Linked DNA regions of Mus musculus: regions 2, 3, 4, 5 and 6 are each linked to region 1. A link is a loop called in an ENCODE intact Hi-C map of the cell type or tissue named here. Cell type or tissue: heart. All regions are shown on one strand. Region 1 holds the start of Fbxo32 (F-box protein 32). Region 2 holds the start of Atad2 (ATPase family, AAA domain containing 2). Region 3 has its middle 25 kb from the start of Gm36193. Region 4 has its middle 4.8 kb from the start of Fam91a1. Region 5 holds the start of Wdyhv1 (WDYHV motif containing 1). Region 6 holds the start of Klhl38 (kelch-like 38).

The links. Peaks named below come from ENCODE experiments on the same cell type or tissue, not always from the same donor. Only the 100,000 strongest peaks of a DNase experiment are listed, where the experiment ranks them.
Region 2: a loop joins it to region 1, with 4 times the contacts of the local background. A loop is called at or near these places in 6 of 42 quality-filtered maps.
Region 3: a loop joins it to region 1, with 4 times the contacts of the local background. A loop is called at or near these places in 7 of 42 quality-filtered maps.
Region 4: a loop joins it to region 1, with 4 times the contacts of the local background. A loop is called at or near these places in 13 of 42 quality-filtered maps.
Region 5: a loop joins it to region 1, with 4 times the contacts of the local background. A loop is called at or near these places in 6 of 42 quality-filtered maps.
Region 6: it touches region 1 in a loop (7-fold over the local background); 9 of 42 quality-filtered maps call a loop at or near these places.

The regions. Positions count from the first base shown.
Region 1 is chr15:58,213,285-58,217,284 of GRCm38, forward strand. It overlaps Fbxo32 (F-box protein 32), which reads right to left and starts at 1,608. Exons shown (of 9, transcript NM_026346.3): 1 at 1,212-1,608. The coding sequence starts at 1,327. In heart, a CTCF peak has its summit at 2,076; DNase peaks (open chromatin) are centred at 717, 1,737 and 1,897; H3K4me3 peaks cover 2,867 bases; H3K27ac peaks cover 3,391 bases.
Region 2 is chr15:58,132,935-58,136,934 of GRCm38, forward strand. It overlaps Atad2 (ATPase family, AAA domain containing 2), which reads right to left and starts at 2,148. Exons shown (of 28, transcript NM_027435.2): 1 at 1,873-2,148. The coding sequence starts at 2,040. In heart, CTCF peaks have their summits at 2,189 and 2,388; DNase peaks (open chromatin) are centred at 1,147 and 2,167; H3K4me3 peaks cover 2,840 bases; H3K27ac peaks cover 2,066 bases.
Region 3 is chr15:58,268,822-58,272,821 of GRCm38, forward strand. No RefSeq gene overlaps it. Among named protein-coding and RNA genes, the nearest start is that of Gm36193, 25 kb to the left of the region's middle. In heart, no CTCF peak of the experiment used is centred here; a DNase peak (open chromatin) is centred at 2,240; H3K27ac peaks cover 1,066 bases.
Region 4 is chr15:58,408,693-58,412,692 of GRCm38, forward strand. It overlaps a transcript of Fam91a1 not described here. Among named protein-coding and RNA genes, the nearest start is that of Fam91a1, 4.8 kb to the right of the region's middle. In heart, a CTCF peak has its summit at 1,962; a DNase peak (open chromatin) is centred at 1,929.
Region 5 is chr15:58,139,289-58,143,288 of GRCm38, forward strand. It overlaps Wdyhv1 (WDYHV motif containing 1), which reads left to right and starts at 2,078. Exons shown (of 6, transcript NM_029734.2): 1 at 2,078-2,293. The coding sequence starts at 2,205. Gm23475 (a small nuclear RNA gene) reads right to left here and starts at 3,981; the gene lies at 3,920-3,981. In heart, no CTCF peak of the experiment used is centred here; a DNase peak (open chromatin) is centred at 2,063; H3K4me3 peaks cover 2,071 bases; H3K27ac peaks cover 2,499 bases.
Region 6 is chr15:58,322,691-58,326,690 of GRCm38, forward strand. It overlaps Klhl38 (kelch-like 38), which reads right to left and starts at 1,479. Exons shown (of 4, transcript NM_177755.3): 1 at 1,269-1,479; 2 at 1-642. The coding sequence starts at 641. In heart, a CTCF peak has its summit at 3,320; DNase peaks (open chromatin) are centred at 1,641 and 2,821; H3K4me3 peaks cover 2,062 bases; H3K27ac peaks cover 3,906 bases.

The sequences.
Region 1 (4,000 bases):
CCTAAGTTCAGGGAACTGTTTCACCTCATTAGGAGACAAAGGGAATTCAAGCATTACAAATCACAAACAAATGGGAGGCCCTGGAGGTCCCACTGGTTTCTTGATAATTAATTACCAAACCTTTATTCAAGCAACCATTGGCAAATCTCACTCAGCGTCACCTGGCACACTCACAAAAGTCTCTGTTGAAGTCAGCTTAGGGATGCAGGTTGTGTGTGTGTGTGTGTGTGTGTGTGTGTGTGTGTTAATCAAAGGACAGTGGGAGGAGAGAGCACCGAAAGGTGACTTCAACTGCACCAGCGCCTCCAAACAAACTTCTGTCGGTTCCTCAGGTGTCTCAGGGAGTCAGCTGTCCAGGCTGGGGATTGATTCTTGACCTGATACTCTATGAGTGGGCACTTGTTCTGACCTCAGATTTCACTAGACAGCGGAGCTCAGGTGAAACTTCAAGTCTGGGTGGTCTTTCTGCAGCGGGCAGGCACCACTAAGGATGGGAGTGTGCTCACGGTATAAAGACCGAAAGGGCCACGGAGGAAACAGGTGCAAGTGTCTGGTCCTTCCTGAAGCAGAGCACTGTTCTTGCATTTCTTCCCTGCCTCCCTCCGCAGCCCCTAAGCGTTACCACAACGACCCACTCCGCAAGCTGTCCCGGGGCCCATCGGCTGCCCCTCCCAGTCACTTTTTTTTTTTCTCGGCCCACTCAGCCGTCGACTGCGCGTGGGAAGAGCCTTCAAGCACTCATGGCAGGGCCCGTCATCCGGCTTGTGACTACTACCGCTCTTGTACTCTTGGGGTCCTGTCATAGGACAGTGAAAGGCAAACAGCCAAGTCGCTAGCACCCACTTAAAACAGTGACTGCAATTGCGGGATCTAAAGGAAGAGTCCATGAGTTGTGCGCCTGTGTTCAAGTGTTTAGGGACATAATCCCCTATTGCCAGATTGAGGGATCCTGGGTTCTGTATGGGATCTTTTCTGCTGGGAGACACTGTCCTTGATCAGGAGGAGACACTAAATTACCCATCTCTCGGGTTCTGGCGACCTTTACCGAAATCCCGGCACCTCACTCCTGTCCCTTCAGTCGGAAGCCCCCTCTTTATTCTGGCCCAGACCTGCTTGCCCTCCTTCACCTGCCCCTGAGGTGTGCACTTCCCCCTCGTCCCCGACCAGCTAAAATCAGTTTTGTGGGGCTGGAAGTCGGCGAATGTCCTCACCTGCTGAGGTCGCTCACGAAGCTGCCGCTTTTCTCATCCAAGAAGCGCTTCCAGCCGTCCGCCGTCTTCACCCAGCTCTGGCCCGGGGACCGCCAGTCCTGCCCAAGGAACGGCATGGTACAGAGCGCGGACGCGACCGACGGACGGGACGGATTGACAGCCAGGAACCGGCCTGGCTTGCCCAGGGTATGCGGCGCGTTGGGAAGATGCTGGGGAACGACGCAGGCGGCGACCGGGACAAGAGTGGGTCAACTAGTGTGGAGGGCTGCGGATCCTGGGTGGGCGCGGGGATCCTTGCACTCACAGGGGCGCAGGCGTTGGGGAAGGTCGCCTCCTGACTCTGGGAATGCTGAGCGGCTGCCCGAGCGCAGTATTTATCCCGGGCCGCTGCCCCGTCTCTTTGTTGCCGGAAGAGCCGCCTGCTCTTAGCCCGCCCCCCCCCCCCCGCGCCCCGAGGCCACGTGGCTTTGTTTATAGGCTCGCCTTGTTTTCCGAGGCGCCCGCGGCTCTCGCTCTGCTCGCAGTTGCACAACCTTGCGTCCGTGGAAACTTGAAGCCGCATGGCCAGGCCAGATGTCCCGCTGACCCTCGGTGCCCTGGCACCTCTGCACCTCCCCTACTCCCCCATCAGGCGTAGCTGTCGCCACCAAGATCCTGGTCTTGCACTCGGCACTAGGTCCCCTCTACGGGTCCCGGACAAGCAGGGTGTAGCAAGGAAGCCTAGAGAGTTGGGAACTGTCAGTCCCAGAGGGTCTGGAAGCTGCGGGACCGATCTTTGCAGGCAGATCAGCCTTGGGGGAGGCCAGAACGTCTGGGGACGGGTAGGGGTGCATTCTTTGAACCTCTCTTACTGCCAGTACCGACTCCAGGCGCCAGGGTGTGCTAAGTGAAAGAGGGGACCCAGTGCGGTAGGGGCGGGGAGGGACTACCCCCACTCCTTCCGCCTTAAAGCTGTCATTTGATGCGTTTGCTGTCAAGCTCGACTACCCCAGTGGCAAAGGAAGGGGAAAGAAGAGGCCCCCGCAGCGTCCGGACCCCATGGCGTTGAAGTGAAGAGCTGAGACAGTCTTGGGTCCCACTCTGAGGGACTCTGGGCAAGCAGCGCTGGCGTCGAGGCGCCTGGCTCAGAACAAAGCCTCCAGGGTCGTGGAGTCAGGAAGGAGTCTCAGGCTACACTCGCTGCTCCAGTGCCCCAGGGTTGGGCTTTTTTGGCTGTGGAACCACAGGAACCCTTCTTTCTCTTCCTTTACGCAGAGTTCAATTCCTGGTGTTCTCTGATTTCTAGCTATAAAGTCCTCCTGGGTTTCACGGCCGCTTCAGAAAGGGAAGAGAGTCTGTTAAGAGCTTATCTCTCCTAACACGAGGGGGTGGCCAGTCTGTTTTTCAGGTGAAAGGCTGTGGGGTCCTCAGAGAGGGTTAAGTCCGTGATTACCTAGGGTCTTATGCTACTTCTCAACTCAGAGCGATCCTCCCTGTTATGCAGAACATAACTCCCTTTTAGTCTAGAGACATCTCAGCCCAGTGCCTTACCACCAGGCACAGAATTGGCCATTCATAACCATCCCATCTTCCTCCATCCTCTGAGAGAGTGTGCATTTGTGTGCCCGCGGTGGGCAGAGGTCAATGTCAGGTGTCTTCCTTGCTCACGTTTGTCCCTATTTATCTTTGGGTCAGACTCACTGAGCCTGGAGCTCTCTATTGTCTGTACTGGCAGGCCGATGAACCTCTGATTCTTTGGATTTTGTCTCCCAGCACCAGGATAAAGATATAGGTGCTTTAATGGGTTGGTTTGTTTGTTTGTTTGCATGGGTGCTGGGGGTCTGAGCTCAGGTCCTCAAGACTGTTCATCAAGCACTGTGTCCATGGAGACACTGTTAATCGTGATTTGCACGGGGAGGGGGTGGGCAATTCTACCACGTTGAGGCAAATTTGAAGCAAGCTTTAATTAAATACTGACCAGGATAAATTTTGGTCAGGACCACTCTCTGGAATTCCCAGCGTGGCGGCCCCTAGACATGTTTTACAGAGGCTTTGAAGGCCATTGTATTTTCCCAGGTGGCTTTGATATTTTCCAAGGACTACAACTCCCAGCATTCTAAGGAATTACCTAGTCCTTGTTCTTTGGCCGGTGGGGCTTGCAGGTTAATTTTTGGGTCTTATGATATCTCTCTACCAAATCAACTCACCAGTCTCTCCATAGGCAATTCTTGTGTGAATAAGTGACTACTGCTTTAGGGTGACTTCTGGCCTCCCATCATTACTAGTCAGACCTGGGAAGTCACATTCATCTGGACCTACGGTGGCACTGGGCAGAAGCAGAGAAATAAAAGCATGCTAGAGAATTAGCTTCCAGTTCTTTTCTTCCACAGCCCTGCCTCTGTAGCCAGTGGCAGTGTCTCTTCTACTGTGCCTTGAGGCTGGATAGGCCGAGGAACCGAGTGTGTCTTGTGGGTTCTGTGTTGCAAGGGGGAAGGAGATGTTTTTAATAAAGTCTGTCTTCAAGTAGCCAGGATTTTCTGAGTTTGGTTTCCCACCATAAATAATTTATTAGTGCAGCAATAATAAAAATGGCTTGTAAAAGGCCCGCAGAAGATCCCAAACAAATGTTAAAACACCAACCAGGCTAAGAGATGAGGCAATGCTGGGGCTGAGCTTTTTGGGGGGAGAGCTGATATCGGCAAGAGAATACAATTAAGGGATGCAGTTATTAAAGATGTAGGGGGCTCCTTCCAGGGAGAAACCACAGGGGTCCAGAAGACAGAGGATTTGAGTCCAATTCTACGAAAGCA
Region 2 (4,000 bases), 80 kb before region 1:
GGTAACTTAAGGGTCCACTACCACATAAAAAAAAAAAATCTAGTCAGTGCAGATGAGAACCTGTTGAAGTCGAAATGACAGAACTGCCTTCAAAACTAAAACAAGGTACATTGTAGTTATGGGTCCCTCTCCATACCTTCAGAATTTAAGGTCTGTCTCCAACATTAAACCAAGAAAAATCACAATAATGAATTTAAAGTGAATAAATTTTACCATCCAAAGTACCATCTGTATCTGTATCTCTACCATCTGTTGAAAAATATGTGACTGGAAATTAAGAAATATTCAAAGACTAGGGTAAGCAGAGAGTTAAGTTTTTTTGTTTTTTGATTTTGGAGACAGGGTTTTTCTGTGTAGCCCTGGCTGACCTGGAACTCACTCTGTAGACCAGGCTGGCCTCATTAAAGGCGTGCGCCACCACGCCTGGCTGAGAGTTAAGTTTTTGAAACATACATTTTTACTTACATGGGACTAAATATAAAGCCCCCAGTTTATAAAACTTTTCAAATACAAAGCTATTTTATGCTTGGTATAGATGGTGTTTTGTAATATGAATCTGTCGTCCTTGAGGAAAATCCGATATAACACCCCTAATTAGCCTCTAATTAGAAGCTCTACAAAAATACCTTGATTTATAGAAGGGAGGACTTCATTTCAAAAATATAAGCCGGGTGTGGTGACGCACGCCTTTGATACCAGCACTCAGGAGGCAGAAGCAAGCGGATTTCTGAGTTCGAGGCCAGCCTGGTCTACAAAGTGAGTTCCAGGACAGCCAGGGCTACACAGAGAAACCCTGTCTCAAAAAAAAAAAAAAAAAAAAAAAAAAAAAAAAAAAAACCAAACCAAAACAAAGCAAACAAACGAAGACTGTTTCATCCCAGTCCCCAAGGAAGCTACGTCTGTCTACAAGTGATTCACTTTATATAGTGCCAATACAAGATTAGGGTTGTCTGAACTAAGTGGACACTGCTGTGTCACTCCCAGCGCAGCGCTCCTGATCAGACTTCCAGTCTCCTGACCAGCTACGCGTCTGTTTTCCTACTCCCTCACTGCAACCGGACCATCACTACCGGTTTCGGAAACTTTAGTGTTTCTTCCTCAACCTCAACCTTTTTGGTGAACGCTGTCCCCGCTGTCCCCCTTCCACCACCGCCGAAGCCGGGCGATGTGTAATCTCTCCGCACTGGTCCCAGTGATGGGCAAGAAGCATTTGCAAACCTCCCACTACAGAGACTGTAAATGCAGCATGAAGCTGCCAGAAAAGGAAAGCTGTGGGAGGCACAAAAAACCGAAGTTCCAATTCCAGAACTGTCTACCACTCTCTGTTTACCTTTCTGGAGCCCATGTCTTCATCTGTCACACCGATAACCACCAACCAGAAGGTCCTCTAAGGCTTGTCAAGAGACTTAAAGTGCAACCACGCAATGTCGCCGTTCGTCCCTCCATATTATGCAACCTGATATTTTACTTCGCTTGAGTCTCACGATGGAACCTCCCTGGACCGTACATGGAGGTCAGTGGACTCTTTACTGTCTGGGCCCACAACTCAAGATGCTCCCGTGCACGCGCTCCAGCAGTCAGGGGGTTCGCACTCCCCTGACTGACGCGACCCGGGGAAGGAACCGGGAAGGAGGTGATGGGGGGAGCACAAGGTCGGCCCAAAGCTCCTCCGCTCGGCCCTACGCAGCGCTTCGGCTCTAGGTTTCCTCTTGCGTAGAAAGAGGTGGCGACCAACTTGCTCTGCCCGCTTCCAGCCAGTTCTGTCTTTCCAGAACCTTCCACCTCGCTGGTCCACGACAGCCCACTACCCCAGAGCGGGGCGCGCGTCTCCAACCCGGGGCCCAAAGCTCCCCGCCCTAGGTCGGTACTCACGCCCGCCGCCTTGGACGCCGTCGATTTCCTCCCGGCTCGGCGCAATCTGGGCCGCCTCCCGCCGCTGTCCTGCAGGCTGAGGAACTCACTGGACAGGTCCAGAGAGTCGGTGGCCGAGGAGGTGGTGGAGCGACTGTGCAGCTCCAGGCTGCTGCGGAGGACCACCATGGTGCCCCGCTTGCAGAAGCCGGAACCCGAGGCGGGGGAAGTGGAGAACCTGGCTCCGGAGGAGGCTGCTCAGGCGCTCACGCGCTCTGAATTCTGGCGCCACAAACTGCGCGCCCAGCGGCCGCAGCGTACGCGCGCCGAATCCCTCCGCCGCCGGCCACGCCTCCTGACCCCACCCCCAGATCGACGAACCCGAAATTCTCCTCCAATCCGAAGAGCGCGGGAACCGGAGCCGACGCGAACCGAGGCGCCAGCGAACCGCGTCGAGCCCCCTCACAGGAATTTGCGACGTCGTTCTTCCAGCTGTAGTTCCGGCTCTCCGCCCTCAGTGGAAGGAGACGGAGAGAGCGGTGCAGCGTCTTGTTTGGAATTTTGGCGCGTGGAGGCGGAAGGGCCCTTTGGCTCCCTGCCGGCGGCTTCCCGCCATCTAGGCTTCAAACGCCAGAAAAAAAAGGTCCTTAAACCAAGCACTTTGCCTCCGATAGGTTTGACTTTGAGACTTGAAGAGGTTTTTATTGATGAACTAACAAAAATAAACTGCACGAAAGAAAGAAAATATAATGGTCCTTAAAGACAGCTAAAAGAACTGGCAACAGCTATTGGGATAGAATGAGTCATATAAACTTACCCGGGATTAAAAAAAAAAAAAGCTAACTTGTAAAGTAATTACGACATAAAGTTAATGGCCAGTCACCTTATAAATGATCAAATTCTTTCCTGTGCTCAGAATGGTTTGTAGTCGTGCTAGGTACAAATGTAATTCATTTACAGAGACAAGCTTTTGCTGTGTCTATTTTGTCAAGGTTAAGCGTAAAAAAAGTAATTAAATGCAACATTTTTTTTTTAATTAGGGGTATACATAATAGATTATATGATGGCTCTCAAACCCCTCAAAGAGATCTGCTGACTGACATTTTTATTTTATTTATTTACTTATTTATTTATTTTTTTTTTGTTTTGTTTTGTTTTTCGGGACAGGGTTTCTCTGTATAACCCTGGCTGTCCTGGAACTCACTCTGTAGACCAGGCTTGGCCTCGAACTCAGAAATCTGCCTGTCTCTGCCTCCCAAGTGCTGGGATTAAAGGCGTGTGCCACCACGCCCGGCTTCTGACTGACATTTTAAGGTGTTTCATGAAAATGGCTTCCCCCGGCAGACAATACCAGCTCTGCTAGCCTCAGCTGAGGAAGATGAGCAGTAACAGACTCCACCTGGACCTGCTTCCCAGATGCTAACTGGCCACTTGGCAAAGAACTACCCCATCCCTCACCCACTGCCAGAGCCCAGTCCAAACTGTGGACACGGGTTGACTGCTCTACCCTGCCTTGCAAAGGTACCTCAGCTCCCCAGAATTCCTCCTCCGCAGAAAAATCTCTCAGACCTTCTGGGTCTGACATAAGGCCGATGATAGGACCCTCTGTGGCAGCTGGTGGTGGAAGACTGACAACCTCTGCCCCAAACAAAGCCATCAAGATCACCATGGAGTAGCCCAGGGTGGCTGTCTACGTAACAGATAAATCACCTCTGTCATTCTTAATTGATACAGAGGCCATTTGGCATTAAAAATAAATAAATAAAAAGCTTTGTTAAACAAGAGATATAAATGTCCCAATTCAATAGGAACAGATTCCATTGAACTTCTAACCTTTCCAGCCCTGGCCCATTTTGATTTGAGGTACTCTCTTAATAAACAGTTTCTGTAGCTGGCAGTGGTGGTTCATTCACGCCTTTAATCCCAGCACTCAGGAGGCAGAGGCAGGTGGATCTCATGAGTAGTAGGCCAGCCTGGTTTATAAGACTACACACAAAAAAAACTTTTTTCTAAAACAAAACGTGTGTATGTATGTATGTAGTAGCAGTTTCTGTTTCTACCACTATCCACATATCCCTGTCTCAATTCTTTGTTCTGAGGCAGAAGAAACTGGAGATCCCAGTGGGCATTTAGTTGGACCTTGATATTC
Region 3 (4,000 bases), 56 kb after region 1:
CTCAGATTCTGCATAGGATCTTGTGAATATTAAAGTAAATAATGAGTTTAATCCGGCACTTGGCACATAATGAGCTGTTATTGCTGTAAATCTTCTTATTGAGGCAATTAACACCAACAGTACAACTCAGAACCAGCTGGAGCAGAACTGAGGATTACTTGAACTTGGCTGCGTAACTGCTCAATGACAAGGGCAGTTAAATTGCACGAGATTTGTTCTAACATTTATTATGTTGTTGCGAGAAGAAAGTGGGACGACTCCAAAGGTTGCCTTGTTTACTGGGTAAAGAACAGCTCTATATTTGGTTAGGAAATGTGTGAATTCAGTGCAGGATACACATTACTGCTTCTCCCATAGCTCCACCTGCTACAAGGCTGGATCTGCTAACAGTTACACCTGTGCCATGTATTCAGCATCCAGACAGACTCCAGATGCACAGAGTGGGTCTTAGTAGATGGAGCCCACTGTCTCCAACTCTTCAGGTGGTGGATGGGCCAAACACATCCAAGATATCCTATTTACAAATACTGTGAGTGAAGGGCTGGAGAGATGGCTCAGCAGGTATGAGTGCTTCCTGCGCTCTCAAAGAACCGGAGTTCAATTCCATCATGCATGTATAGGTTGCTTACAACTGCCTATAATTCTAAGTCTTGGGGATTTGGTGCCTCCACTTTCTGGCCTCCTGTGGACACCAACACACACACACACACACACACACACACACACACACACATCCCTAAATAACACCACTAAGTACTATGAACGAGCTTGTGACATCTACCCATCCAAGAGAATAAATAGTTCAGTAGAAGAATTATCTGTGGGTCAGATATGATGGATTCTGGCCAAGAGTCTGCAGAGTAGTGGCAAGGCTGGGGGACGGTGCGAGGTGGGCAGGAGCCATGGATGAGGGTGAGCAGGAGCCATGAGGAGAGGGGGCAGGAGCCATGGGTGAGGTGGGGAGGAGCTATGGGTGATGGGGGTGGCAGGAGCCATGGGTGAAGGGGGACAAAAGCCATGGGTGGGGAGGGACAGGAGCCATGGGTGGGGAGGGACAGGAGCCATGGGTGAGGGGGGAGGAGCTATGGGTGAGGGGGTAGAAGGAGCTATGAGTGAGGGGGTGGGAAGAGCTATGGGTGAGGGGTGGGAGGAGCCATAGGTGGGGGGGGGGGACAGGAGCCATGGGTGAGGGGGAGGCAGGAGCCATGGGTTGAGGGGGTGCAGGAGCTATGAGGAAAAGGGTGTGTGTGTAAGATCTGAGCCCAGACAACTAAGGTGGTAAAGCCCTCAGTCCTGGTCTCACTTGGTGAGGAAGGAGGCAGGTAAATGGCAAAATGACTGAGGCAGAGAGGGAGGCTTCTCCAGCTCCAGGAACATTTAAGGCTGCTGAGAGCTCAAAAGCCAGCTTCAGTGTATGTTGGTTTTGGTTTACTGATTTTAACTTTAAAAATTTTTTTCTTTTATTTTTGAGATTATAATATAATTAAGTTATTTTCCCCGCTCTTTCATTTTACTTTTCTATGTTGGTTTCTTTACTAAGATGGTGATTTTGAGTCGGATGTGGTGGCGCACACCTTTAATCCCAGCACTTGGGAGGCAGAGGCAGGCGGATTTCTGAGTTCGAGACCAGCCTGGTGTACAAAGTGAGTTCCAGGACAGCCAAGGCTACACAGAGAAACCCTGTCTCGGAAAACAAAACAAAACAAACAAACAAAAAAAGATGGTGATTTTGATGCATTGTAGAAACTTATGGAAACGTATTCGGGAGGAAGCCCCACAATCTCATCAGGCAAGCAGCCCTTCGGGAGACTCTGATGGCTTCCTTACAGTCTTCCTCCCAATGTACACACTGTCTTTATTTGAGATCAAGCTTAACACTATGAACATGGTTTCCACGTGGCTGGTCTTTCCTATGTAACATTAATTGTGTCACCGCGTGTCCTCATAGCTGTTTTGTGTCCTCATAGCACTTTTTGACAGCTGCCTAATACTCTCCTGCATTGCTGAGACGCTTTACCCAGCCGTATCTCATTTTTAGACATTTAAGTTACTTCCAACTTTTCCTGCTTATCAGTTACGTCAGCATGGCTATTTTTATACCTAGATGGCCTGTGTTCCTGACTGCTTGGAAGTAGACTTACTGGGTCAAAGGGGATGCCAGTGTGATTTTCAGAAAACGATGCCCGTTTCTGTTCACAGCTGGTTTCTATAAAGCATGGGAACGGCGCAGGCACTATTTATGTGCCCTGCTGAATTCTCAGCTCCCTGCTTCATCTGACCTTCCGCCACTACTCAGAATCGGCTCTGTTCTTCTCCTGGGCTCCCGATGGGAGCCAAGCTGGACTTGTGTCAGTGTATTAAGAAGTGCTCGTTATAGCTCATTGCCCATGGGATGTCGACTGCTGCTGATTTCTCAGGGCTGGAGATGACACATTTTCTCACATTCTTCAAAAGTCTTAAGGTTCAGCAGGAGAGAAGGAAGGTCCGAGCCAAGGAGAGCTGCGGCCATACCGACAGGGAGGGCACTCTCTCTTTCTCTAGCTCTCCCCCCCCCCCCTTGAAAAGGGGAGAAAAGCTCCCTCCCTGCCTCCTCCTCTCTTCCTCCTGTCCTGTTTTTATTTGTCTCTTCATCCACACCCTGGTTAGCTGTTGGATACCTGGTACCCTGCTAGATTTTGGGATTATGAGACAGACGAGACCTGGTGCAGCTGAGACCTGGTGCTGTCAGTTGGGTTTCTTGGTTCTAAGCTCCAGAGACTGATAAAAGGATGGTGGTCACTTCTCAGAATTGATAGTAAGCTGGGGACTCCAGTGAGGGCAACCAGCAGCAGTCCAGGCAGCAGGAAACACAGTTCTGGACATCCCCAGGAGTAGTCTGCTGGTTGAGACTCACCGGCAGTACCCGTAGCATAGCGATTAGCCACAGCTGAAGTCTGGACGAGCTCTGAATGAACCTGCCTCTCGGGATTCTCCTTCAGCTTTCAAGTTTGAGATGGAAGTTACGATTAGGTAGGGCTCATGATGGCATAGGGTGACATTTCTGGCCCTCATGGCTTCCCATCCACCATACTACCTTCTACTCACTGAGGAATTTTCCTTCAAATAAGAAGAGAGTATTTAGATTTGTGGGGTTCCCTTCTTCTCCACCCATATGGCCCAATGTCAGTACCTCAGGTCCCCACTGTTCCAGAACTCACTGGTTGGAGAAACTGAGAAGTAAACAGACAGCTGTATAGTGGGAAGAATGCCTGCCCCACATTTTGTGTTCTGGGTGGGGAAAAGGACACAGTACAGGGGAAGGGATGAGGTGGGAGAACTCGGAGACATGTTGAAGAGAGGAGGCAATGGAGAATCGTGGTTATAAAGATGTCACCCATGTCTCAGGGCTGAGCAGGAAATGGGCAGTGAGAAAACCAACAAACTGGGGAGCACAGTTGTGGGGGAGACGGAGAGCTTGACCTTCCAGAAGCAGAGGCCAAGACAACCTCAACTCAGGCCGAGGATGCTGCTCCATTCACTGACCGTAGTGAGATTTGGTCACCACCTAATATGCTGAGAAACAGGAGGAAACCACTCATCCCTCAGGGAACATCTGTCTGTCTGTCCGTCCGTCTGTCTAGAGGAGCCCAGGGCAGGCACGTGGGAGATCAGTCAGAGATGGGCTGAAGACTGGGGCTCGTCCACGTGGATGGGCATGGAAATCTTGATGTGGACGAGATTCCAGGAAGACTGTTAAAAAGGGAAGGTAGAGTAAGGGGCTGGGCTGGGATTTAAAGAGGAAGAAAAAACGGCGATGGGGGCAGGGCAGTGCATGGCGGGGAGGGGGGTTGGGGAGAGGATGGACAACCTTTCCCCTGGTTGTGGCCTCTCTGCTTGTGGAAGCTGTAGCTGAGATCCCCTAGAGTGTGCTCAAAGGGGGAGGGGCACATAGGGAGGAGCTGGAACGGAGCAGGCTCTTCTGAGTACTGTGCTCTTCAACTGGATGTGAGCTTTGGGATAT
Region 4 (4,000 bases), 200 kb after region 1:
TTTTTTTTTTGCCTCCCTGAGCACAGTTTTACTAGGGGTATGATTCAAAAGATTTGCCATATTAAAAAAAATGAAGTAAAAGAAAAGAATAAAAAATAAGTGTATACTATGAGTTTATAGTTTCTTAAAAGACGTAGTCATGCTGGGTGTGGTGGCACACTCCTTTAATCCCAGCACTTGGGAGGCAGAGGCAGGCGGATTTCTGAGTTCAAGGCCAGCCTGGTCTAGAAAGTGAGTTCCAGGACAGCCAGGGTTACACAGAGAAACCCTGTCTCAAAAAACAAAAAACAAAACAAAACAAAACAAAAAAAGACGTAGTCATTTGTTAAACCTACAGGAAAGACAATTTTACATTTCTGTGAACTGAGGAGGAACTATTTCCACAGCCACTGACATTTTCCCAGAATCAGCAGTAGCCATAGCCAGTATCGTTCCCTATCTGTCCCTCAGATCTCATTTGGAGAGGTTATAGGAGCATCCCGCTCTCCCACACCTTGATCTCTGATCACAGTTTGCACTAGCGGATGATCTGGTATTTCTTGTTCAGTGGTGCAGAGTTCCTTGTTGGTAACAATGTAAACAGGGGATGACTTAATGTAGAAGGAAACAACAAGATCTATTCCAGCCAAGTCCTGGGCTGTGACCGAGCATCCTAATAAGCTAGAAGGACCAAAGCAGACCAATTCAGAAGTAAAACACAAACTCAGGTAGTCTCCACGGTGGCTCAGAAGTGTGTGCTTTTTTAACTTATGAGTCTCCTGATTGCTGTCAAAGGATGGGAAAAAATATTTCCTTGGTCTTCAGAGCGTGTTGAAGCTATTCATTTCTTATTCCAGGAGACCCAGACTGGGTTGACTGTCTTGCACATGCAAATGAAATATTGTATTTGCCCAAGCATAATGCTTTCAATTACTATATATTATACATAATAGATTTGATTATTGTATCTGATCAACAGAATCATTGGCTTAGAGAATTAGAATTAGATATTATTAATCCTTGTCCATTCTCATTTTAGAAATCCACGTAACGAATGCTTATTGAGTACCGAGGCTTAAAGAATTTTCTAAGTAGTTGTCAGCCCTTCCTGCACATCAGAGTTCCTGGCGATACTTTATAAGCAGGCAGCACCTGGTTTCCCACTCCAGAGATTCTGACATATTCCCTCTGGTGTGAAGTCGGATTGATATGATGTGAGATCTGGGCACTGGTATTTAAAAACAAAGCAAAGCAAAACAAAACAAACTTCTCAAGTGCTTCTAGTGTTACCAGGACGATGTCTCCATTTAAAAATAGTACCCACACTTTAAAATTCTGTGTCTCTTTCCCTCAATATTCTCTACATATTTAAATTAGCTAGTTTGCTGGAGAAATGGGGACAAATTAGAGGAACTTTCCAGAGAGACCTCTTGGTCATGGCTTTCAACATTTTGTCTCTTCTGTCTCCATTTTTCCAAGCCTACCGGCACAGTGGCTTACACCCACAACTTCAGCACTTGAAAGACTGAGGCAGGAGGATTGCTATAAGTTCAAAGCCAACCCTGGAACACAGAACCAAAAGAAGACTAAAACAAACAGGCAAAAACTTCCGAGCATTGATTCATCTTCAGACAGACTTTGCTCTTCGTCGTAGATACTGTGAAATGTAATGTTCAATTAATAATAGCTTGAGCTTTACAGCTGACTGTCCTGTCCTGTGGTTCTGTGGACCGGGAGCTACTTAAAGGTGTGAATGGGGTCCTTGAGATGGGACTGACTTCAGCTGGATCACTGCCCAGTGAACCCAAGTGACATGCTTTAGAAAGCACAATCAACAGTATTTGGTGTTGTTGACCACTGAAGACGAATTTGAATAGGAGTTTCAAAGACTGACAGGCCCATGAGAATGAGTTAGATAAGAGACAATGGCAGTAGACACTAGAGGTTTTAAATGTTGTATGAGATCAGCCCCTGGTGGCCACCTTCAGTACTACAATTGTCCAGCTTTGGGGTGGAGGCCTTTTGGGTTGACACTTGGAATCTTCCTTTCCACATTAGACATGGTGACTGGAACACAAACAGACTTCAGAAGATAGACATAGAGTATTCTATATTTACACATAGATATGGAGTATTGGAGTTTTTAGAAGGCTGTATGGCAGAGCACCTATCTGCTTCTCTGTAAAAATAAGCTTTATCTCTTCACTAGCTTGCCATTTGCAAAGGAAACAGCCCAGAAACTACTTTGCTTTTTCTTTTTGAGACAGGGTCTCCTCGTTAGCGTAGCCTCGCCTTGAACTCATTATGTAGCTCAAGCTGGCCTAGAGTTTTCAGCAATCCTCTGACTCAACCCGAGTGCTGGGATTACAAATGTGAATCACAATGTGCCCACTATTCACAGAAACTCCATAGTGCAAAAGGAACACCCCATATTACTCTGCTCTTTCCACCCTCTCCAATGTCTATTTGGTTTCTTTAGAATTTCACTCAGGGGGCTGGAGAGATGGCTCAGCAGTAAAGAACACTGACTGTTCTTCCAGAGGTCCCAAGTTCAACCACATGGTGGCTCACAACCATCTATCATGGGATCTGATGTCCTCTTCTGTTGTGTCTGAAGAAAGTAATAATGTACTCACATAAAATAAAGAAATAATTAAAAATAATTCCATTCAGTGCCAGTATGCAAAATTTTCCAGGAAGAGGAATAGAGATGAGCATTTTGTACCCCAAATCCCAGTAAATGGTAAGACAAGTAAAAGGAGTTGCAACTGCGTTACTATTTCTGAAGAGCCTACACAGGGAGGATGGCGGCTGGGGTGATCTGTCTAGATGATGTTTTCTGTTCCTTTGACAAAGACAGAGGTTGAAGCATTTCTCCACTTCAGCATAGGGTGTTGATGATTTCCACCATGAGCAGCCACCATAGCAGAGGGTAGAAGGAAGTGGGCTGGGGTCTCTGGCCCATGTGTGCTAGCCCAGCTCCACGGGCTGATATGGGAGATGCTGAGGGCTTTCCAAAGTTTCAAGAGAGTCCTCTGGATTTTCATGAGAATACTGCTCTGTGTTTTCATCCACCCAAGTGTTTACTGAGTGCCTGAGCTAATGTAAGCTTGAACAGCAAGCAGACTAGAGTCCCCGACTTTGGGAAGCTTCTGCTCTAACTAAATAGGATGTTTTAAAACAGTAAAATCCCTTACTGACCGCATTAGATGGCAATATGTTCCTGTCCCCCTCTACGGAGAAAAATAATGCAGTGTGTTGGGTGGCAGGGGGCTGGAGATGTGTTATAATTCTGAACAAGATGTCAGGCAAGGCTCGTCTGTGACATAGCTTCATTCAGTCAATACATGTAATATTAAGCACTTATGCTGGAAGCCTAACTCAAGGTACTGAAGAGAGACTTCGGAATGAAACAAAGTCCTTCCCTCTAGAGTGAGACAGACGACACACAGACACCAAATGGCTAGCCAGTGATTCCTTGCAAGGAAGAACATAAACTACGGCAATTTGTAAGGGACACAGAATCTCCTGCTCCAAGTATGGGGAAGGCAGCAGAGAAATTAGCCAGGACAAAAGCTTAGAGGTATGATCAACCGAATCCAAATGTGTGGGGTGATGAACTAGTCCTTAGAACAGGGATGAGCCTGTCTGAATTAAACCCATGGCCAAGGACAGGCCCAGAAAAAGTGTGAAGCTCAAAATGCAATTTCCTTCTCTCTGTTTGAGAAACTATTTTCTGTCCCCATTTAATGTCTGAGCATTTCAATCTCTGAGCATTTCTTTTTCTTTCAAATTACTCTCTGAAAAGGATAACGTATTTGTTCCTAACATAACATGTTCCTAATGCTGAGAAAGGATTATTCCCCGAAAGGGTATTTGCATTTGGAACTGGAAGAACGTGATTATATAAATTTATACACCACTTGTTTGGGTATGGGGATATTTTTTTCGGGATAGTATAGTAATATCTTATTGCTCTTGTGACAAATCACCATGTTAAAAGCTCAATATTAAGAATTTA
Region 5 (4,000 bases), 74 kb before region 1:
AGAGAATTATTTATTTTGTTTCTATGAGTACACTATAGCTGTCTTCAGACACACCAGAAGTAGGCATCAGATCCTATTATAGATGGTTGTGAGCCACCATGTTCTTGCTGGGACTTGAACTCAGGACCTCTGGAAGAGCAGGCAGTGCCCTTAACTGCTAAGCCATCTCTCCAGCCCTATACTTGTGACTTTAAGGGTGGACCATGGTGTGTGTGGGTAGGTGAGTAGGGCTGGATGTTGTGTGAGGCAGATGAGGGCGAGTCTGAGAAGCAGCAGGGCTGATTCTCATAGCACCTGGGGCAAAAGTGCTATGGAGGGAGGAAAGAGGATAGAAGGTGTACTGGCTGGTTTTGTGTGTCAACTGGACACAGGCTGGAGTTATCACAGAGAAAGGAGCCTCGGTTGAGGAAATGCCTCCGTGAGATCCAGCTGTAAGGTGTTTTCTCAATTAGTGATCCAGGGCAGAAGAGGGCCCATTGTGAGTGATGCCATCCCTGGGCTGGTAGTCTTGGATTCTATAAGAAAGCAAGCTGAGCAAGGCAGGGGAAGCGAGCCAGTAAGTAACATCCCTCCATGGCCTCTGCATCAGCTCCTGCTTCCTGACTTCCTTTGGTGATGAACAGGAATGTGAAAGTGTAAGCTGAATAAACCCTTTCCTCCCCAACTTGCTTTTCCTTGCTTCTCGGTCATGATGTTTGTGCAGGAATAGAAACCCTGATTAAGACAGAAGGCCATTGCTGTCCACACACAACTGCAAGCAGGCTTCCCCAAGTTCTGGTGTCTGTCCAGAGCTGACTCCACTGGAGGGCAGGATGATCACACAACTAGCTCTGGTCCCTTCTAGAAACTGCAGGGATCCTCTTTCCCTTGCAATCTCTTTCCATCCTTCTACTGAGAAAGCTTAACTTCACACTCACTTTGTACTAACCAAGAGAGGCTTCATGACTGCCACTCCCTGCCTCCCAGCCTCTGTTGAAGGGAGTATTCAAGCTGAAACAATAAATTGGTAACAGACACAAACACATGTTTAGTTTGTAGGATTTATGGGTTTTGGACAGCAGCTGAAGTTCACCAGAATACCACCAGCACAGCACTTTATGGGGTTGGGGTCTCAGAAGGCTGAGAGTCTGTGGGTGGCCTATAATCTAATCTTAAGAAGTCCAGCGTTTGCAGGGAGGTTCTCTGAGCACTTAAGGCACACACAGGAGACTGGGATGTCTATAGAGACAGTTCTCTATGTCTTTAATTCACTATGCATAAACACTGTTTTAGCAATTTGGTGTCTTCTCTTTTGAAAATAAATATGATTAACACAAAATGCTATCCAGACTCTTTAAATCTTTTTTTTTTTAAAAGAAAAATTCTTTTGTAGTCTAGGATCACCTTGCATTAGAAGCAATCCTCCTGCTTCAGTCTCCTGCATGCAAGGACTTTAGGTGTCTGTCACCACACCTGGTTAAAACTTTTTTTCTTTAAAATACACACACACACACGGAGAGGGAGAGAGATCCAGATGAGAAGAAATTAAATTACAATATGGTGAGATCTGGGTGCACTGCACTAACACCCCCCCCCCCCCCCCCCGTTCGCCTTTCTTTCTCAGTTCCTGCTCTAAAGGTTCAGCTTTCGTGCGTGCCCAAGCATCTCTTAGTTTAGAGTTTCTTCTGGTTTCACACAGCGGGCAACCTTAGCTGGAGTTTTAAGTGTATCCGGAAGCTCATATCTAAACACTGGCAACAACACAAGCAATCCCTCCATGGGAGGGCGACTAGGTCTACGCAGCGTAGCTCAAGAACAGGTTCGGTTTGGGGTCCGGGTGGTGGGGGGGGCGGGGCGAGAGGGAAGCCTCTAAGTGCATCCCGCTCTGCCACAGGCTCCACCCACCACGCAAAACCTGGCAAGAACTACACAGTTCAAGTCATCCTAAGATTCGCATTCCCAGCCCCCTCTCCACCAGCCTCGCCCCACCCCCACCCCCCTCAGATCCCACTCATTCTCTCAGGCCCCGCCCACCCGGAACCACGCAGGCTTCGTCATCCCGGGCTCCGCCCTCACGCTGCACGGGGCCCCGCCCACCCGGCTCTCGGCTCTCCCACCCGGAAACTGTCCTGGCCGCCTACTCTGTTGTCCTCTCCTCCTGGGAGACTGGCGACAATTGCGGCCAGCGGGTTGTTTAGTTGACCTGTGAGCCACAGCTTCGGGTCATGGAGGGGGACGGCCCCGCCGCCACGGCCCCGCAGTACCAGCCGGTCTGTCCTACGCGGGACGCATGTGTCTACAACAGCTGCTATTGGTGAGAGAGCGCGGGCGCGGACCCCGGGAATCTGCGCGGTTTCGCGCGCCGCCACCAATGCGCCCCTCTCCTGGATGCTCCCCTGAGTGCTGCTGCTGGCCTACACTGCCCGGGTTTAGCGCCGGGATGAGGAGGGTGGGGAACGCATTTCTGGTCTCCTTAGCTGAGCCTGAGCAGTGGGGTGAAGTCGGGGCGTCTTAGTGCATAGGGACAAGGGAGGGAGGGGAGTTAGGCTGGAGACCCAATGGTAACTGTTGAAGTCTGCATTGATTCAGGTTGAAGTATACGTCTTTATAATTTTAAAGACAATGGAGACACAGAATTTGTGGTAGTAGGAAATCCAGTTCAGGCAACTGGCTACCCTGATTACCTTACTGGCATTACCTTACTGGCCATATGATAATGGTTGCATTTGCACCATCCTTGCCATATGCTAGGCATTGTTTTGCGTGCATGGTGTAAATTAACTCAGTTGAACCTCACAGTAATCCCAAGAGGTAGGTACTGGTGTGATTGCAGCTTGGAAGAACTCTGAGGTACTGAAGGGTGTGCTGCTGTTTTACACAAGGCCCCGGGATTGTGAGGTTAGTGTCCTAGGCTGCTTGTGCAAACACCGTTCACCTTGCCTTTTTTGTCCCTAGGCCTCATCTTCCTTTTGTGTAGGGACTGCTATCCCAACTCAGGAGAAACCTCAGGATCATTTAAATAGACTCCTCTCAACTCTAGCTGGTCACTCAAACAAGGACTCTAAGAACTTAGCATTCAGCTGTGACTGACCAGTGACCACTTTAGCTCAAGTCCAAGTGCTTGCCCTGGTTCTCAATCTTCCAGGGCTGTGACCCTTTAATACAGATCTTCTTGTTGTGGTGACCCACAGCTGTAAAAACTTCGTTGCTATTTCACAACTAATTTTGCTACTGTTAAGAATCGTAGTGTAAATATCTGATATTCAACGCCATGACCCACAGATTGAGAACAGGGGGTGGTAGAGCGATGTCTTGGAGACAGGTTCTGTGGTAATTATTGACACTACAAAGGCTGAACTATAGAATGGTTGTGGTTTGTCCCAGACCACACAACTAAGTGGAATGAGATCTGGAGTCTACATGGTGGTTGGGAGTCCTTCTTTTTTAGCTGTTGCATTATAGATCTGCTCCGCCTGGTTTCCAAATCCTGCTAGTTTTTATCTGGAACATTTACTCTGTGTCTTCCATTTATTTAGTAAATATTTCGTAGGGATGTGAAATGTATGTTGGTTGATTCTATGCACAGAGGATAGAGCAGTAAACAAGGTAGATAAATTTCCTGGCAGTGCCAAGGACTGGCCTCAGCTGGGACCGGGTTTCTGAAAGAAGGGGTGTTTGGGAGCAGTGAAAACTACTTGAAGTCAAATTGTTGGTCCATGCTGGTGGTCTATGTTCCGCTGATGTGGCTTTCTAGACTGCTCTCTCTGTGTCTGCTTGAGACAGCTTTTTCTTGCTATTCTGAAAACTTTTTGGTTGAAACAGCTAGCTTTCTGCTCAAGACAGCTCTCTCTGCTATTAAAAGTTCTAAAAGCTCTTTGGATAGCTCATGGGTTTGCTGACCAAGTCAGAAATCCTGTTAGAAATACTCAAAAAGTAATTCTTGGGTTTTCTGATCAAAATCAGAAAGCCAGAAAAAAAATTCTAAAAGAGCTGTGTTCACTCTTCTGCCAGCTTTTTCTGT
Region 6 (4,000 bases), 110 kb after region 1:
TGCCTCCACCGGGCTTGAAGGTCATGCTTCACCCAAGCCATGAGGGCCTCGAACACCTTTTCCTCCTCACCACAGAGCCTGTCATCTCCCAGGTAGTCCCTCAGCTCCATGGCGCAGAGCTCCTTCAGGTCAGCTGATGCTGCCACCTCTGGGAAGTAAGTCAGGGCCACCTCCTTCGCTTTCTTCTTAAGGCTGTCACAGCTTAAGATTTCTGCGAGTCTGACTAGGCCCAGGCAATTGCTGGGGGCCAGCTGGCTCTGGAGGTATGAGGAGCAGGCCTCAAACACCCGGGGATACTGCAGCATGGCAGCAGCCTCCATCAGTGGGAGGACGTTGGCAGCTGAGATATGAACCTCTCCCGTATACACATACGTAATGACCTGCTCCAGAGTTGTGGAACTGATGCCTTTCATCTGCACTTTGGCCTCTCTGCTCTCCCGGAAGTGGCTGCAGAACATGGCCTTGAAGTAGGGGCTGCTGGAGGCCAGCACACTGCGGTGACAAGGGACCTCCCAGGCCCCGGAGCAGATGCTCACATCAGTCAGGATCTTGCTTTGTCTTAAGCCATTGAGCTGTCTTAACAAGTCAGAGGAGAAGCTGTGGTCTTTGAAGACAACCCCATCTGGTAACTCCTCATCCATCCTACAAAGAAGAAGGGATGCTTCAGACGGAAGCAAAATCAAGGCTTTCTCACAGAGTACACTGGAAGGGTTAGCTGTGGGGGCTCCAAGTCTCATTTATCTATTTACCACTATCTATTTACCAAGACAGTGGAATCACGAACAGTAGACCACATTGTACATCCAAGAGGAAACCACCCTCACCCTAGACCACAGAGTGATCTACTTCAGGCTGTTATTATCTTCAGAGATAAAAGACACACAGCATCTCCAGCTATGCACAGGCATCTTCCAACCAAAGTGAATAGTCAGGGACTCACATATTAGCCTGACACGAGAATAGTCCATGCCTTTGATAAGAAAGGTACACTTTTGTCCAGATTCTCATCAGATTTGCCAGGTAATTCATCTAGGAATCTTTCTGAGGGTTAGTTGCTCACCAAGGCTAGAATTCGAGGGTGTGGTCATCTGGTCACAGAAGTGATGGGGTCACAGTGGGCTGCTGCAAGATCTAGATAGAAGACTCTGGGCTCTTTGGTTTTTATTTTAAAGATGCAATTAATAGAGAACAAAGACCAAACACTTCTGTGGTTTATTGGTGACACTGGCTGTCTGCCTGCTGAGAAATGACATATGAGGGACACTTACCTTGTTTTGCTGCAGTGACATCCACTGATGCTGGGTCTGTCTTGTCCTCTCAAGATTTCTACCTTAGGCTCGGAATAAAACCATAAAGCCCGGGCCTTTCCGTTGGCAAGTTCTCTGTCCTCGGAGAGTTCTGGGTTTGTTTATGCTGCAGGCACTTTCACAGTTTCTAGAGCTCTGTACAAGGGCTGCCGGGCAGGCAGACAGTGTATACATTCCAAGGCTAAGAATAGCCGCATATGTACTTTCCAATGTTATGACATGTGACTTTCCAGTTGCCTTTTGCAGCCACCCGAGGGCCTGCAGGGCTGCGCATGCCCACATGCCTTGTTTCCTTGGCGAGTGTTTACATCGGTATAAATAGAAAGAGAGGAACGCGTTCTCTGAACAAGGCTTTGCTGCCCATTTGGACACATCCCGAGCCCCTTGTCCTAAGAGTGCCTGGGAACTCTAGATGTCTGTAAACAGGTTGCTGTGACCTGTGCAGAATCATTGAAGGCAGCTCTGGGTCACAGTCGAGGTAGCAGGTGCTCATGGGAGGGGCAGAGAGTGGACAGAGCCCTGGGTGCTCTTCAGGGGACATCCATGTAGCACCTCCTGCCTGAGAGGACTTCTGTGAGGGCTCCAGTTTCCCTTTTAGGCTATCAAGGCAAAGGAGCCCAGAGGAAAGGCTCTTTTTGCTTGTTTTTTGCTTGCTTGCTTGCTTGCTTGCTTGCTTGCTTGCTTGCTTGCTTGCTTCTTAAATATTTTTAGTAATCTGTATAGTCTTGTGAAAGTCCTGACTCTAATCAGGCATTCTGTCCCCATGTCTGTCTGTCTGTCTCCCCCCCTCCCTCCCTCCCTCCCTCCCTCCTTCCCTTCCTCCCTCCCTTCCTTTCTCGCTCCCTATTTGTGTATTCTGACTTATAACAACTGTTGAGTCTGCCACCTGCCCCTTCTGGATACCTGCTAACTGCTCTTCAGCTGGGCTCTCTTACACTCAGCCTTCCTTTTCTGTCTCCTCTCACCAGACAGAAGTGAGTTAGATGCAAGGGGCAAGGCACAGTGATCCAGGTGGAAAAAGAGCAGTGGAGAATGGGATGAGGAGAAAGGAGGAGGAGGAAGAAGAGAGGATCAGAAGGGGTAGAGGAGAGTGAAGAGGAGGGAAGGATGGAGAAAGAAGGAAGGGAAAGAGAAAGCAAGAGGGAGGGAGGGAAGAGGAAGAGAAGATAAGAAAAATAAAATGGAGAGGAAAGAAAGACTGAAGAAGGAGGGAGAAGGAGGAAGAGAAGGCAAGGTGGAGGGAGACAGAGAGGGATGGAAGGAAGAAGCTGAGGAGAAAGGAGGGGAGGGAGGAAGGAGGAGAGGGAGGGAGAAAGAATGAGGAGGAAGAGGAGGAAGAAAAGGTACTATAGAGGGAAAGAGGGTGGAAAGAAGAGGAGGAGCAGGAGGACCTGAAGAAAGAAGAGAAGGGAAATACTGGTGGGGGTGAAGAAGGCAATGGCAGAGGCGGTCAGGTCCACAGTAATGAGCGTTGGATCACCAGAAGGGCTGGGGGCGGGACAAGCATGTGTCACTCATCTGGGCACTGCTGTCCATGATTGCTCTAGTCACGAGTGAGCCACATAAAGGCCTGGCTTCCTCTTCCCACATTGCTCAGACTTTTGTGACAGTCCTTGTTTCTAGTTTCTCCACTGTTACTACCTCCACCTTGTTGGCACAGAGTAACCTCTGGGAAGACAAGTCAGGACTTGCCAGGCTCCATGTCACACCTCTGCTGGCTCCCGTGTCAAGAGCGCTTCTTAGGAGGAGGCTGGTTGGTCTCCTGACTCTTCCCAGAAACACACCTCCCACTTGCATATTTTTATACTTGCTTCATCAGACAGCTTATAAGTCCATGCACATATATGTGTTAGTATCTCCACTGGGGAGTTAGGACTGACTTGGCTTCTAAGATACTTGAGGCAGGGTGGAAGGAGTATTCTCATTCATGGTGATAGGTCATACCCCCAAAGAATTCAGCAGCTCATAGACAAAATGGATACCCAAAGCATGACATTAGGTTCAGGAGTCTAGAGGCAGAAGTAGGTGGCAGCAGAGAGCCTGTGACAAAGGGATCAGGGATGCTGGCCATTCCTGGGCTTCTGTGGCATGCTGATGACACGGGTGAGCAGTTACATCTCTGAAAGGGGCCCGATGACCCTTCGTTCTGTACTCTGTGCTTTTATGTGCATCTTCCCTTGGTCCATCTTCTGTTGCACCGTCCTCACTCATCCTTCCACATGTGGTCCATGTGCCAGCTTCTCTGAAAGTCTTCTCTGCTCTTTCTCACCTCTGCCCTGCTCCCACAACCTCTGCACCTTGGGACAGAGGCTGTGCCTCAGACCTTATACATGTCTGCTGGCCCACTGTGCCTCTCCTGTCAGTGTGGAGTCTCTGAATCCAGAAGGCTTGATCTCTTGCCGTCTTCCCAGAGTCCAGTGCAGGGTGTAACATCTAGTGGGTGGGTTATGTTAAGTTCCTGATCTGAGGAGAACAGAAGCATAATGGAGAACGGAGAAGATGGGAGCCTCATGGGGGTCTGACTAAGGCAACTCTTATGAAGGACAACATTTATTTGGGGCTGGCTTACAGGTTCAGAGGCTCAGTCCATTATCATCAAGGTGGCAGCATGGCAGTGCCTAGGAGGGCATGATGCAGGCAGAGCTGAGAGTTCTATATCTTGTTCCAATAGCAAACAGAAGACTGGCATCCAG